2 separate regions of the Homo sapiens genome follow, and region 2 is linked to region 1. Evidence: read pairs that join two places in POLR2A ChIA-PET (ENCODE). Cell type or tissue: HepG2. All regions are shown on one strand. Links, peaks and the distances in the headings refer to the core of each region. The heading gives the core; the rest is flanking DNA. Region 1 holds the start of H2AC1 (H2A clustered histone 1). Region 2 overlaps SLC17A2 (solute carrier family 17 member 2).

What was found. Peaks named below come from ENCODE experiments on the same cell type or tissue, not always from the same donor. Only the 100,000 strongest peaks of a DNase experiment are listed, where the experiment ranks them.
Region 2: POLR2A ChIA-PET joins it to region 1 with 9 read pairs; 3 of 35 experiments call an interaction of 5 or more read pairs at or near these places.

What each region holds. Positions count from the first base shown.
Region 1 is chr6:25,725,563-25,733,901 of GRCh38, forward strand. H2AC1 (H2A clustered histone 1) reads right to left here and starts at 1,000. Exons shown (of 1, transcript NM_170745.3): 1 at 501-1,000. The coding sequence starts at 965. The coding sequence ends at 570. It overlaps H2BC1 (H2B clustered histone 1), which reads left to right and starts at 1,215. Exons shown (of 1, transcript NM_170610.3): 1 at 1,215-1,783. The coding sequence starts at 1,347. The coding sequence ends at 1,730. It also overlaps a transcript of SLC17A1 not described here, the pseudogene H2BC2P and the pseudogene H2AC2P. In HepG2, for the core only: no CTCF peak of the experiment used is centred there; no DNase peak of the experiment used is centred there.
Region 2 is chr6:25,906,432-25,914,770 of GRCh38, forward strand. SLC17A2 (solute carrier family 17 member 2) reads right to left here. Exons shown (of 12, transcript NM_001286123.3): 11 at 8,149-8,239; 12 at 6,323-7,020. The coding sequence ends at 6,886. Among named protein-coding and RNA genes, the nearest start is that of SLC17A2, 20 kb to the right of the region's middle. In HepG2, for the core only: no CTCF peak of the experiment used is centred there; DNase peaks (open chromatin) are centred at 1,160, 4,060 and 7,540; H3K4me3 peaks cover 331 bases.

The sequences.
Region 1 (8,339 bases), core at 137-8,136:
TTCACTTCCATGTGTAACCCTTAACATAACTAACATACATAAATCTAGTTTGAGATAGTCTCGCTCATGTCACCCAGACTGGAGTGCAGTGGAGCAATCAATCTTCGTTCACTGTAACTTTCGCCTCCCGGACTCATGAACAACCCTCCCACCGCAGCCTCCCGAACAGCTGGGACTACAGGCCTGCATCACCAGACCCAGCTAGTTTCTGTGGGGACAGGGTCTCAATTATGTTAACGGTCAAGCCCCAGGCTTGAACGACCCTCCCGCTCCAACCTCCACTGAAGTGCAAGTACTGACTGCTCACAAGCGTTAAGCCACCTCGCCCAGTGACATATATAACCAAAATTACCTCAAACTAATGGCCGATGGAACGCTCCTTGAAAATTCAGTCCCCGTACATTCCCGAAATGCGCTTAAACGGGCATTTGTGACAGGCAAGTAAGATGGCTGGTTAACAGCAGTAACGTTTTGTAACGTACAGCCTTTTTCTGAGACGGTAGGTGGCTCTGAAAAGAGCCTTTTGTTTTTTCTGACACAGAAGTCTTTTTACCAATGACAACCTTAAGTTACTTGCTTTGGGCTTTATGGTGGTGACTCTCAGTCTTCTTGGGCAGCAGCACTGCCTGAATGTTAGGCAGGACTCCGCCCTGGGCAATGGTCACGCCGCCCAAAAGCTTATTGAGTTCCTCATCATTGCGGATCGCTAGCTGCAGGTGGCGGGGAATAATGCGAGTTTTTTTGTTATCGCGAGACGCATTGCCTGCCAGCTCAAGGATTTCTGCTGTGAGATACTCTAACACTGCCGCCAAATACACTGGTGCGCCTGCCCCTATCCGCTCTGCATAGTTTCCCTTACGAAGCAGACGATGGATCCGGCCTACGGGAAACTGCAAACCCGCTCTAGAAGAGCGAGACTTAGACTTGGCGCGTGCTTTTCCTCCCTGCTTCCCTCGTCCAGACATCTCCTCGCATCAAATTGCAGCAACACGAGAACCACATTTCTAGGGCTGCTACTGGGCCTATTTATAGTCTGACTGAGGTTGGCATTTGCTATCTGATTGGCTGATGGCCGTCTACCCAATCAGAAAGTCGTACTAGAATCGCCTCATTTGCATTCACGCCACTTCCCATTGTCCAATCAGATTTTGGATACCGAACGCGGCGTTTGAGGGCCGTGCCTATAAATACCGCATCTTTCATCCTCCAGTTCTGTTTGTTTACTTGGCGAGACTTGGAGCTGAGGTCATTTGGAGCTGTTTAATACTGAAGAGCTGTTGAGCACTGGAAAGTGCTGTGTAACCCTGGAAAAGAACCGTGTAACGCTGCAGAAGTGTGTGGTAGCTATGCCGGAGGTGTCATCTAAAGGTGCTACCATTTCCAAGAAGGGCTTTAAGAAAGCTGTCGTTAAGACCCAGAAAAAGGAAGGCAAAAAGCGCAAGAGGACCCGTAAGGAGAGTTATTCTATTTACATCTACAAAGTGCTAAAGCAGGTCCATCCGGACACTGGCATCTCTTCGAAAGCTATGAGCATTATGAATTCCTTCGTCACTGATATCTTTGAGCGTATAGCGAGCGAGGCATCACGTTTGGCTCACTACAGCAAGCGCTCCACCATTTCTTCCAGAGAGATTCAGACAGCAGTGCGCTTGCTACTGCCGGGAGAGCTGGCTAAACATGCTGTGTCTGAGGGCACCAAGGCTGTCACTAAGTACACCAGCTCCAAGTAAGCCTGCTAAGTAAACGTCATTTCTAACCCAAAGGCTCTTTTCAGAGCCACTTAAACATACTGAAACAGCTGTGGGCTTCGTTTTTGTGTAGTTTCTAACCGTAAGGGTTTTTTTTTTTTTTGAGGCGGAGTCTCACTCTCCCAGGCTGGAGTGCAGTGGCGGAATCTCGGCTCACTGCAAGCTCTGCCTCCTGAGTTCACGCCATTCTCCTGCCTCAGCCTCCTGAGCAGCTGGGACTACAGGCTCCCACCACTACACCCGGCTAATTTTTGTATTTTTAGTAGAGACGGGGTTTCACCATGTTGGCCAGGATGGTCTCAAACTCGATCTGGTGATCACCCACCTCGGTCTCCCAAAGTGCTGGGACTACAGGCGTGAGCCACTGCGAATATATCCAAATCAGCTGTGGGCCGAGGGTAGACGAACTAGTTGCAGCAAGACAATCCTTGCTAGGCACCGTGACTCGCCTGTAATCCCAGCACTTGCAGAGGTCGAGGCTGGCGGTTCATGAGGTTAAGAGACGGAGACCATCTTGGCCAACAAGGTGAAACTCCGTCTCTACTAAAAATACAAAAATCAGGTGGGCGTGGTGGCGTGCACTGTAGTCCCAGCTAATTGGGAGGCTGAGGCAAGAGAATCGCTTGAACCCAGGAGCCGGAGATTGCAGTGAGCCGAGATCGTCACTGCACTACAGCCTGGTGACAGCGAGACTGTCTCAAAAAACAAAACAAAAAAACCCCCTAGTTTGTATAAAAGCTACATGCTGATACTGGTATATTTAAGGTTAGCATTACACATAATAAAACTAAAAAGCGCAGCGACATAGACAGTATAACTTGCATTATGATCCCAAATTTTAAGACCTCACAAAAAGGGAATAGTTTAGAGGAAGTTACGTTTTGTGCCACAGGTAAGTCAAGGTGTGGAAATGATTGTGCGAACTCTGGAGAACTCACAAATCTGGTTAGCAGGAATTAAACGGATTTAAAATGTCCCTTAATTTTCTTAAATTTATAATAGTTTCCTTCATTGTCATGTTACTGGTTGTTGGACTCCATCTGTAAGAGCTCCCAAGCATTAAACTGATTTCAGCCACCTTAAAAATGGATCAAATATTACTTCCTGGAAACCTGTGGTTAGCTGGAATTCTCAATTTGTTTAACGCATCTTCATTTAACCTTTATCTTTTAACAAAATTTTGGATATGTATATGTGCTTTCTCTACATTAAAAAGTTAGTACCGGCCGGCGCGGTGGCTCACGCATGTAATCCTGCACTTTGGGAGGCAGAGGAGGGCAGATCACGAGGTCAGGAGATCGAGACCATCCTGGCTAACATGGTGAAACCCTGTCTCTACTCAAAATACAAAAAATTAGCTGGGCGTGGTGGCACGTTCCTGTAATTGCAGCTACTTGGGAGGCTGAGGCAGGAGAATCCCTTGAACCCGGGAGGCGGAGGTTGCAGTGAGCCGAGATCGCCCCACTGCACTCCAGCCTGGGTGACAGAGCGAGACTCCGTCTCAAACACAAACAAAAAAATATATCAATGTATAACAAGACCCGTTAAAATAAGTGCCCCCACACTTTTGTGAACAGTAAGACAGTCCCTGCAAAGCCCCTGCATGCTTTAGCTGGGAAATCTTCCAGGGAGGTGACAAATTGGGGGGAAGGGGCATCTAGCATCTATGCTCACCTTGTATTGGGGATGGGATCATCTCTAATCAGGGATTCATGCTTCTCTAACACCTTGGAAAACAGCAGGTATCACATAGCTGCCAAATAACCTGTCGACTTTGTGACCACTGTCAGACTACCCTGATTACCCAAGGACTTTTAGGCTTATTTGGGCAATAGATAAGTAGGAATACCAGCAAATAAAAACTGTTTTCAGACCAAACTTCATGTAGCTTTTATATCAGATGTATTTTGGCTGCAAATAATAGGAAATGCTAGCTGAACTGGTTGAGATAAGTAATGCAACCAAACAGGACAACATAAAGGCAGAGAAGTTCCACCAATAGGATAATCACAGCCCTGGCTCCACTACCCTGCAGTCTTGCCTCTGCCCTTCTCCACACTGTGACTTTGCCATCATACTAGTTACAGTTGCAAGTGTTCATGCAGAGAGGATAGGATAAAGTAAAGGCAGGAAGAGTCAGTCTATTCCACTGGGTCTTGGATTGAAAGCAAGAGGAGTCTTCCCAGAGGACCCGTTCCTCTCAGGTCCATTTTCTAGAACTGAGCTAGTTCAGGTGCTGCCTGAGTCATTCACCTACAGAAAACCACGGGATGGGTGTGAACTGATCATCTACCTTCATATATATTTGGCATTTTAAAAAGTTAAATATAGTTCTGGGTATTTTGTTTTTGTTGTTACTGTAAATGAGGTATTTCCTATTCATTATTTTTTAACTTTTTTTGTTATATATGTAAGACTGCTTTCCGTGCATTTTTTTTTAATATCCTTCTAGTACCTCACTGAATTGACTTATTTTCCTATTGGTTTCTTGATAGATTTTCTTGAGTTTTACATGTTTGCAATATAGGTTGAGCATCCGTAATCCAAAAAGCTCCAACATTCAAAACTTTTATTGTACTATTGATTTCTTTGCAAGTCTAGCTGATCCTATACACAGCTTAATATAAATTTCTAAGTGCATGCAATAAAATACTTAATACTATTAATAAAACAATACCAAATTGAGTTTTCAAAATATTTTTTAAAATGTGTGATATAGTAATATTTGTGCTTCAAATAAGATTGAAAATGGTAATATTTTAGTGCATACATTGTGGAAAACAGTATAGAATTTCCTCAAAAAATTAAAAATAGAACTACCATATAATCCAACAATCCTACTACTGGGTATATATTGAAAGGAAATAAAATCAGTTTCTCAAAGAGATATCTGTACTCCCATGTTCATTGCAGAATTATTCTCAATAGACAAGATATAGAAAGAACATAAAGGTCCTTCAGGAGATGAATGGCTAAAGAAAATGTGGCATACATACATAATAGAATACTATTTGGCCTCAAAAAAGAAAAAGAATTCTGTCATTGGCAGCAACATGGATGAACCTGGAGGATGTTAAGTGAAATGAGCGAGGCACAGAAAGACAAATGCTGTATGATCTCATAAGTGGAATTAAAAAAAAGTTGAACTCATATAAGTAGCAGAGTGGTGGTTACCAGTGGCTAGAGTTGGGGAGTGGTGGGAAGATATTGGTTAAAGGATATGAAATTTCACTTAGGAGGAATAAGCTGAAGAGCTCTATTGTACAATATGCTGATTATAGTTGGTAACAATATGTTGTATTGAAAATTGCAAAGAGTAGAGTTTAAGTGTTTTCATAAAAAATATGTGGGGTAATGCATATGTTAATTAGATTGCCATTCCGCGATGTATACATATTTCAAAACATCATGTTGTACACAGTAAATACACAATTTTTGTCAATTTAAAAAATGAAAATAGTTGGGTGGAGAGTGGTTTTTAGGGAGGCAAGATTAAGAGCAGTGAGATTAATTGGAAACTAATTCAGGTGTGAGATCATGAGTATGCAGACAAAAATGTTAGCGGTGGAGATGGTGTATAATCAGACAACAGAAATATGTAGGAAGTAAAATTACCATATCTTGAGAGACTGAAGTGGATGGAGGTTGAACAGAGACTATTAGGGAAAAAATACATTTCTGGCTTGGACAACCATGTGAATAGGGTGGTACTCATGGATATAGAGAATGCAGAAGTTCAGGAACAGTTCTGTTGGGATCAACTGGAAATCCCTGTGGAGATAATTCTTAAGCGGCTAAGCAACATAAGAACTGTGATATTGAGTAAGCAGTTTACTGGAGTTCACAGAGACGCAGAAACCTTAGGCTTTGGACCTCAAATTCCAGCAGTTCAAGGGGAGTTAGCCTGATCACTTTTCATAATGTGCAAGAAAAGGAGCGTAAAAAGCACAAGAGATGCTGCAAAGAGAGCTATTCTATTTACATCTACAAGGTGCTGGAGCTGGTCCACCCGGACTTGGAGAATGTTTTGCACACATTATGGCCAAAGTCAAGAAAAAGCAAACAGCCTAATGCTCAGTGCCAGACTTCCCTAAGTGGGGAGCTCCAGGCCTTTTTTGCTGTCATCGTAGAGTGTTTGTAGTAGAAAACGTCATAGACAAAAAAGCCGTATTTCCCCATGGCACTGTCCACAGAAAGAATATCCCCATGAACCCAGGATTACGGGAGCTCCCATTTAATTGCCTCGGCTGTGAGATTTTAGCTTTCACCAATACTGGGGCAGATACAGTTGATTAATGCAAAGTTTAGACTTAAAGATAACCATGTTATGCCTAGTCTAGGAAAAAATTATCAGTCTGGCAACGAGGCATACTCTATAATAAAATAAACATTCTACAGCCCTATTAGAAACTTTCATTGGCTCTTAAAAGAGCCTTTGGTTTGTGGAGCTCATCTGCTGGCCCTATCATGTTTTACTTGGAGCTAGTGTACTTGGTGACAGCCTTGGTGCCCTCCGACACAACGTGCTTGGCTAGTTCCCCAGGCAGCAGCAGGCGCACGGCCGTCTGGATCTCCCTGGAGGTGATGGTCGAGCGCTTGTCATAATGCGCCAGGCGGGAAGCCTCACAGGCAATGCGCTCAAAAATGTCACTAACAAAAGAATTCATGATACTCATGGCCTTGGAAGAGATTCCAGTGTCCGCGTGGACCTGCTTCAGCAGCTTGTAGATGTAAATAGAATAGCTCTCTTTGCGGCATCTCTTGCGCTTTTTGTCCTCCTTCGAGTTTTAGCAACTGCCTTCTTAAAGCCCTTTTCGGAAATGGTAGTGCCCTTTGAAGCAAGCTCCAGCATGTTTATCTTCCAAGTTCACAGGGAGATCACTAACTGATGTTTGACTGGAGTGAAGCGTGATATTTATAGGCATGGCCCTCAACCTACGTCATTTGCATCCAACATCTGATTGGATAATAGGTAGAGTATGTAAATAAGGCAATAGCAGTAAGGTTCTCTGATTGGATAGATGGCTATCAGCCAATCAATCAGATAATCCACAATCTGCTGTCAGACTAGAAATACGCTGAGTACCCGTTTTAACGGGTGTCTTTTTCCGTTATAACTTTTAGTTTTGGGCTATGTCTTAGACTAGGGAAACTCGGGGGAAGGGTACGCGCTATTCATTCAGAGAGGTTCTGCAGTTCCCCGTGGGCGGTGTCAACGGGCTGCTCAGCAAGGGCAACGATGCCGAGAGGGTCGGGGGCTGCACGCTAGCGTACCTGCCGGCGGTTCTGGAGTACCTGGCCTCCGACACCCTGGAGTTGGCGGGCAACGCCGTCGGAACAAGAAGAAGACCCGCATCATCCCGCGCCACCTGCAGCTGGCCATCCGCAACGACAAGGAGCTCGACAAGCTGCTGGCCCGAGTGACAATGGCTTAGGGTGACGTTTTGCCCAACATCCAAGCTGTGCTGCTGTCCCAAAGGATTGGGAGCCACTACCACAAAGTCCAGTATGAATAACCACCCAAGTTGTAAAAGCCAGCGAAGTGACTTGAATGTCTAATGTCTAGAAGAAACAAAAACAAAAACAAAAACAAAAACCCCAAAGCTGAAATCAAAGGCCCTTTTCAGAGCCACTCAATTTCTGAGAAAGAGCTAGTTTACAAAAGGATTACAAAATGCTGTTTCGTCAATAAGACTACAGCTTTCGTAAACAGGACTCAGAACAGTTCTGGTTATTGGGGTATCCGAAGCAGTTTCCTTTAATACTCGGTAGTATTGACAGCAGAACTTGATGTTTCTGGGTGGAACTGTTTCAGCACCTACTTCAGGTAGGCAGAGCAGTGATTATAGCAGGCTCCTGGAAGGGAAAATGCCATTCTTCTTGGGAAAATGAACAAACAAATTAGGATGTTATTGTGACAACCTATGTAATTCCTGAGAAAAATAATGTGAAGATGGGGAATCATATTTTGGGGGTTGAATTTTAGTTAGAGTGTCGAATTAGACTAAATGATTAGAAGGAAAGGAAGATTTGTAAACTTGCAGCTTTCAGCACAACTCTTGTTGGGAGAGCATGACTGTATGGACATCAGTCAAGGAATGGGCATATCTAAACATACTCCTAGGGCGCATGTTTTCTTCTGCCAAAGAATTACCTTCCGAGAATTCTAGGATGGTTATATGTCTAGAAGACCGTAGCCATGCTATGTTAATAAACCAAAAGATAAAAGGTACATACAGGTATGTGATACCTTACTTATGTGAAGTGCTTAATACACTATAATAAAGTTTATAATGTTTATAAGGTTTATAACATACACACTAAGATACAAACCTATAATTAGCCTTTGGTTTGAGATATAATGGACACACTGAGATATAAATATGTTCATACTTATAAATACTCGTATTTATAAGTATAAAGATACTAATATTTTAGTATGTGGGTTATATCTCAAACCAAAGCCTAATACTGTGTGTGTGTGTGTGTGTGTGTATGTGTGTGTGTGTGTGTGTGTGTGTGTGTGTATGACAGAGTATTGCTCTGTCGCCCAGGCTGGAGTGCAGTGGTACAATCTCATTGCAACCTCCA
Region 2 (8,339 bases), core at 10-8,009, 180 kb after region 1:
CATGCTTGTAATCATAGCACTTTGGGAGGCCAAGGATTGTGGATCACTTGAGGTCAGGAGTTCGAGACCAGCCTGGCCAACATGGTGAAACCCCGTCTCTACCAGAAATACAAAAATTAGCCAGGCGTGGTAGTGGGTGCCTGTAATCCCAGCTACTTGGAAGGCTGAGGCAGGAGAATTGCTTGAACCCAGGAGGCAGAGGTTGCAGTGAGCCAAGATTGCGCCATTGCACTCCAGCACGGGCAACAGAGGGAGACTGCATCTCCAAAAAAAAAAAAAAACAAAAACCTCATATGTCCTACAAAGCAAGTGATAAAAATCAAAATATGACAATGGGCTGAGAGGAAAGGGAAACTAGTAGTATTAAAGAAAGTTTTTAATGAACAAATAATGTTAAGGCGGATTTTTTTGTTTGTTTATTTGTTTTTGGCCTTTTTTTTTTTTTTTTTTTTTTTTTTTTGAGACAGAGTCTCACTCTGTCGCCGAGGCTGGAGGGCAGTGGCACTGTGTTGGCTCACTGCAACCTCCGTCTCCTGGGTTCAAGCAATTCTCCTGTGCTAAGGCAAATTTTTAAGGATTATAAATAGTAAATATTAGAAGGGATACTGCTTAAAAATAAACAATTTGGATAGCTAAATGGTCTTCAGACTCTTTTGATTGTACAACATGTAAAAGAATTTTGAAAACTTTAGGCATTCCTTTGAATATTTTTAACTTGATTTCTAAAACTTTTCATCAAAAAATAAATTGTTTTGTAAATAAAAGAAAACATTAAACATGTTATAAGATGAAATAAGATGAAGAGTGACTATAATTAGAATAAGTATTTCATGACATAAGTTTATTTTAATAAAAGTTCTAACCACTTTATTGTATCATTCATATCAAGTTTTTTAAATATATATTGAAATTTGGTGCTCTGGGAAAATATGCCAGCTTCATTTGAAAGAATGAGTTCCTATCCTGTACTGCTTCAGTTATTCTGAATTCAGAACATTCCCACTCTGGCCAGTCCTCTCTTATAATAAAACATACAATACTGTGCATATTCTCAGTGATTAAAAAAAATACACACAGCAGATAAAAGAAGAGGGAGCAGGCAAACCAAGAGCCAAGGTGAATGTGTTAATCATTAGCAGGTTATCCCCAAACCAATATTTGGAAGTACTCCTTTGTTGACAACCAGAAAGTGTTTACACTTCAGGCATTGCACCTAAATAAAGTGTGGATGCCTTTCCTTTCTAAAGTGGAAGGAGGGATATTGTGGACATAGGCACATTCTGAGGCAATTTTAGGAAATAAGTTGAAATTGATGGAAATTGAGAAAGACTTTGGAAAGTGTTTGCCTGCCTCCACTACCAAAAAGTCCATGGAGAAAGCAAAGTAAAAGGTCCAAAAATGAAAGTCAGCAGAAACCAGAAAGATGGGCAACAAGGTTTTACCATACAGATAAATAGAAGAGAGATTCTTAGTAAAGAAAACAAATTGAGGACAATCACTAAATAAAACAAAATCGAAGGAAACTCTAAGACCACCAGCCAAAAAGCAAGAGAAAATGATTAACACCTTGGCACATCTTGGTGAAGGAATTCCAGGATAAAGAGAATCCTATAGCACCTAGCCTAAACATAGCTCTCCTACAAAAAGTAGCTGGCTAACTAGACTTCCTCATATTGGACATCAGAAGAGACTAGCAGGAAGTCAATACTGTTCTGAATAAGACAAATTGTGGAACAAAATTTCTGTTCCCAGCTAAGTTAATATTACAATGTTTTAAGGCTCCACAGTGATCATAAAGAGTACTATGAAATAAATTCTCAGCTACTGTGGGACTCAGAGGCTCATCCAAGTACTGCTCCAAAAAAATACTCCATTGAAATGTTTTGAGATGAAGAAGGATAAAGGATGGACATGAAAAAACAAAACAAAAAACACTTCATTGTCCAGGGGTATGCTAAGTGAGCAAGAAGTGTCCAGCACTCAAAATTAAGGAGGCACTCACTCTCATGTGCCAATTCTGTTCTTGCATGAGCCTAAGAAAGGATGCCTCCTTAAATATTGCTTCCTGGGCACCTCACTTGCCTCATCTTGGTTTCAGCCCTCAAATTATGTTCAAATAACAGTGAAAAGTATAATACCCAACAGAATGCAAATGCTATAATTCTTCTATGGAAACTACTCAATGCAAAATTAATACATTAACTGCAAAAGGTCAGAGCAAAACTTCCAGAGAACAGTAGTGAAACCAAGAGTGAGATGATAGGATGCCTCAGTGTGTCTGTTTTCTTATTATATATAAGGAGAGAGACATGGCTAGGCATGGTGTCTCATGTCTGTCATCCCAGCATTTTGTGAGACCAAGGCAGGAGGATCCCTTGAAGCCAGCAGTTTCAGACCAGCCTGAGCAACACAGCAAGATCCCTGTATCTACAAAAAAAAAAAAAAAAAAAAAAAGCTGAGAGTCAACAGCCACTTTTTTACTATATAGGTTATTAACTTGAGAAATAAAGCATTAAAAGAACAATGAATTTGGGAGCACAACACAGCAAAATGTAATCTGCCCACAAAATTGGACTTAGAGGAGCAATTTTCCTCTAAGCTTTAACCTGTTTCATAATTAAATGAAAAATAAATAAACTATCCAAAACAAAATTTATATGAAGTAAAGCAAAGGGAAATAGGACATAAGCTTGATAAAAGATAAAGCTAATCAAATATAAAATAAAAAGACAAGCAGGGCTGGGCGCAGTGGCTCATGCCTGTAATCCCAGCACTTTGGGAGGCCAAGGTGGGTAGATCATCTAAGGTCAGGAGTTTGAGACCAGCTTGGCCAACATAGCAAAACCCCATCTCTATTAAAAATACAGAAATTAGCCAGACATGGTGGTGCATGACTGTAATCCCAGCTACTCGGGAGTCTGAGGCAGGAGAATCACTTGAACCCGGGAGGCGGAGGTTGCAGTGAGCCGAGATCGCGCCACTGCACTCCAGCCTGGGTGACAGAGTGAGACTCCGTCTCAAAAATAAATAAGTAAATAAATAAAAGACAAGCTATTCTTAAAATTAGTAAATGACTAAGTAGTCTAATGAAGGAGAAAGAAAGCACACATGCAATTGGGTCAGAAGTACAAAGAAGCTAAAACCTCAGATATAGATAAAATGAATATATTATTAAAAAGATAGCCTGATAAAACAGTTGAATTTTTGCAAATATACTTTAAATAGTGTGTAAAATAGATGATCCTCCAAGATAACATAAATGGTCAAAATTGATCAAAGAAAAATATAAAACCCCTTAAAAGACCAGTAACTGAAGGAAATTGAGAAAGTTATCAAAGTCTCCTCAAAATGGCTTTCAGCCTGCATGATTTTTACAAACCAATGCTTTCAAGCTTTCAAATAACAACAGCAATTATAAAAATTCCATTCTAGTCAATCTTTTTCAGAGTAATGGGGAAAAAGGAAAGTTCTCCTTTCTTGTTTTTGAAATCAGCATAAGCTCCATATCCAGACACAAAAAAGATACACAAAACACATGTATGCATACAGAGCCAATCTCATATATCAGTACATCAGCCAAAGTCCTAAATAAACTATTAGTGAATCAAATTCTGTCGTACATCAAAAGAATATTCAAGGGAAAGCTCAACATTAAGAAATACATTAATATAATTCATAATATTTAACAGTCAAGGAGAAAAAGTAAGTCATCTCATCATTAGGTAGATGACAATAAACTATTTGAGAAAAGTGAATTAATTTTCATGACTATTGTTAGAAACAATCCTTTAGGGATGGGGAGGGGAGATGAATTAGAAATGTTTCCTATCAGTTCACAATTGCATCTATTCTGAAGCCATTAGGAATGTGAATGGTAACTCTTCCTCAAACCATCACATAAGGAAAGATACCCTGAAAGTCTGACACACCGAAGTCATCTGTCAGGAATCAATCAGAGAAGCTGCTGGGAAAACCTCAGAGAAGCTGCTGGGAAAACCTAGGCATTCTGAGTCATCATTGTTCTTATCACCCGTGGCAACTGATGCAATTGGAAGCAACTGATGCTTTCAGGGTCATGGTTTCTTCAAAGCCTGAGCTCATTAATTTTGCTGTTTGAGAACTTGCAGTTTGATCCAAAAGCTGACAGCATCGATTGACCCATTGCCTTCCTTCCTGCTCTGATACTGGAAGTTCCAACAAAAGAGGAGGAGGAACAGGACCAAGAAGAACATGAAAGCAGAGGACCAGGGGCCGGGCGCGGTGGCTCACACCTGTAATCCCAGCACTTTGGGAGGCTCAGGTGGGCGGATCACGAGGTCAGGAGATCGAGACCATCCTGGCTAACATGGTGAAACCCCGTCTCTACTAAAAAATACAAAAAATTAGCCGGGCATGGTGGCAGGTGCCTGTAGTCCCAGCTACTGGGGAGGCTGAGGCAGGAGAATGGCATGAACCCGGGAGGCAAAGCTTTCAGTGAGCTAAGATCGAGCCACTGCACTCCAGCCCGGGCGACAGAGTAAGACTCTGTCTAAAAAAAAAAAAAAAAAAAAAAAAAGCAAAGGACCGAAGGACCAAGACCCCTTCCCAACTGCTCCATTGGTCAAAACGAAGTCAGAGCAGAAGCTCTCAAAAGGATGATACTTTGAATTTGCTTTCTGTTTTATTTTCTACATTCATAAACGTGCACAAATCATAAATGTACAATATTCACAAAGTAAACACACATCCAAGTCAAGAAATAAAATATTTCTAGTACCCCAGGAGCACTTCTTAAGTACCATCCATCCAGCCACAACCCCCATCCCTGCACAAGGGAAATCGCTCACTGATTTTTAACAGGACAGATTGGTTGTAGCTGTTTTTAAAAAGTATTTTATAAACCTTTAAAAGAATGTGCGTTTTGTCTTCCTTTAATCAATATTGTGCTTATGAGACCCATTCATCTATTATATATTGGGGTCTGTTAATTCTCATTGCTATACAAATAGACCGTGGTTTATTTACTCATTCTTTTTTTAACAGACAACTTCCTGTTCAGGCTATTACAGATAGTGCTCCTATGAACATTGTTGTACATGTTTTATGGATGTATATGTGCATTTCTAAGTAAAATGTTTGAGTCACTGGAATTGTACATTTAGCTTTAGGAGATATTGCCGAGCAGCTTTCCAAAGTTCACATTCGTAACGTATGAAAGTTCCAGTTGCTCCACATGTCTGGCAACATTTTGTTTTCCATCTCCTTTCATTTTATCCATTAGTTAATTTTATAGTGGTATTTCATTGTAGTTTTGATTTTCATTTCTGTAATGACTAATGAAGTTGAACATCTTTTTATATGTTAAGGAGCCACTTACATTTTCTCTTTTATGAAGTCCCTGTTCAAGTCATTGGCCCATTTTTTAGTTGGGTTGTCTGTCCCCCACCCTTTTTTGTTTTTTTTTTCTCTTTTTTCTGTACATAATTTGACTACCTATTATACTATGTCTTTCTTTTTTCTTCTACTTCTTCTTTTAGTTTTCTGCAAACCCCCTTTCCTCTTTGTGTTGTCAATATCATGAAGGCAAAATCAATGTTCTCATCTTAGTACCACCCTCAGGGCCTGACACTCTGTTTTTCTGAAAAACTTGCTCAAAAATACCCATTGATTTGCATTAGGAGATTCTCTTCATCTGCTGAATTAACCCAAGGTTCTTGTCCAAGCAGTTTTTTAATAGGATTTAAAATATGGTGGGAACTTCTTCTCTAGACATGTTGTGGCAAAACCAGAATCAGTTCTGTGTGAGGAGACAAACTAAAGGATATGTCTTAAGTGTTAGGAGCCAAATTAATTCCTGTTAGAGTTGACGCTGCCTATCTGAGTATCTTGGGAAAGTAAGAAAAATATGAAGAAGGTTAAATTATCTTTTTCTACGCTCAAAAGGAACTTCTCTTGTATGTGATACACTTCTATGCCTTGTATGTGATACATTTCTATGCCTTTTCTCATCTTGTTATGTCTTCAATATTTTTCTCCCCCATATAAATTGTCATTTCACTTGAAAGTGTCTCTGTCATCTCTCTCCAATTTTCATTATATGGTCTAAACTATATTGCTATCCCTTCTGGAAGTGTCTACATTGCCTTCCTTCACATTCATTCTTCTCACAATACAAGCCTTCCAGTTCTATCTTCTCTGTCCTTGATTTCTAAGTTAACCTCATTTATTTAATCTTGTATTGGTCATTTTCTCATCATTAATCTCTTGCAATTGGGCTAGGATAAATAAATATCTGTTTAATCTGATGGAAATATCTGGATCTAAATAATTTGAAAATGGTCTATTTTATTTTAGCATGTAAATTTTAATAGAATTTAATCACATAAATAAACGTCTATGTTTTACAATGTATAAAAAATAATAAAAACTTTAATTCTGGGGATTATAGCTTTACAGTTCCGATCGGTGCTGAGATCTGTAACATATGGCTACAATTCCGAGCAGATCTTCTCTGCATCCAATAACCTGCCCCACCATGAAGATATTTATCAGTGATCATTTTCACATGAATTTTTATTTATTTAGTACTTTCCAATGAGGAAAATTCAAAGGCCACATGAATTGACTTTTCAAGTTTGTCCAGCTGTTGTCAACCCCGGGCGCATGCTAGAAACCTCTAAGGAGTATCTAAAAATTAGTAGTATCTGGGTTCCACCCCAGACCAATTCATTCAGAATCTCTGGAGTGGGTCCCAAGTATCAGTGTCTTATAAAGGCTCCCCAGGGAAGACTAACACACAGCCAGAGTTAAGAACTGCTGAGTCTATGGTCAGGAATATGGAGAGAAGTAAAAAATGTTTAAAAAGTTCATGCTCAGTACCACATTTAAGTTTGTAACTTTATGTCCTCAGAGGCGGGTAAGGGTCCTCTCTTTGGCCCAGTCTTGAAGTTCTGCTTGTCCAAACGTGAGGTAAAAGACCAGGCCAAACATGTTGACTGCAGCAGACAGGAAAAAGACATTCCTCCAACCAGACTCAAAATCCTAGATGTAAAAAACAGAGAAAATGATCAATCTCACAAGTTCCTTCTACACCAGTTCTAGTAGCCCTCCCAGTTGTGTATTGCAATGTTGATCACAAGGAATATAAGGAACAATGTGCAGTAGTTACTTAAGAAAGTTTATGAAACTATTGGAAACAAAATGGCCAAAATGCACATGGGGTTCTGAGTTGAGATGGTTATTTCTTTAAACAAAAATAAAATACACTAATGTTTTTCTGAAAATTTGGATTTCAACATATAATATTACTCATTTAAAATTATGCCTAAAATGGCATTGTGGCATTGTGTTTGTGTCTTCTCTGTTTTTTTTTGTTGTTGTTGTTGCTGTTTGTTTTGTTTTTTTTTGTTTCTGTATTGGCTGTTGACAACTATCACTACAACCCATCTCAATTCAACATGAGTTCTCTTTGGTCTTCTGTGTGACCCTCCTCAGAAAGCCCTACTAAGTCATTTCCAGCATTATAGTCACAGTGGATTCCTAGCAGTTTAGTCAAATATTAACCTGGGAACTTGATCACATAGAAATGTAGTAAAAACAAAACTTCTCTTTGTAAGTTGGTTCTCGTCAGTCCTTCCATCCCTGCCTGGGTCTGTCTTTTCATCTTCCTCATGAGCCTGCATTTCCAAACACCGAGCAAGCCTCCTTGCAATGTCTCACAGCCGATCTGTTTCCAGACATTAAATTATCTTTAAACTGGCCTAGGACACTTTGTTTCCCTTTTGTGATTTTTTAAAAATTGGATTAGTCTGAACATATTCTTCATGATCTTCTTTTGCCCCTCTGTCTTCGTCTCTTGCTATTCCTTGACATGTGTCTTTCATTCTGGTCATAACTAAGAACTGTTTCATGCTCATGTACCTCTAGGAAGTCACACGTGCTGTCTTCTGCACCGGAACAGCTCATTTTAATCAATCTAACATCTATTCATCTTGAGAAAATAAGCTTATATTTTTCTTCCTCTGGGAAATCTGACCTACCAGAGTCTGATTTAGAGGCTCATGTAAATAGAGTAATTGTGTTGCCATCCAGATCTTTAGAGCACCGTGTGTATCTCCAACACCTAAAACAATACCTGCCACTTGAAGATGTTCAATAAACTGGCCCAACCTGACTGATGAGGAATCCAGTGGCAGTGGAAGAGATGATTCCTGCGATGAGCCCAAATCCCCTTGAGATTCCCATGAGGAAACTTGCATATCTGTGGGAAGATGATTTTATAAATGATTTTATATAGAAAGCCACCTACAGCTTCTGCAGCAACTCAACTTTAATGCAATTCAGCTCTAATGGCAAAGTCA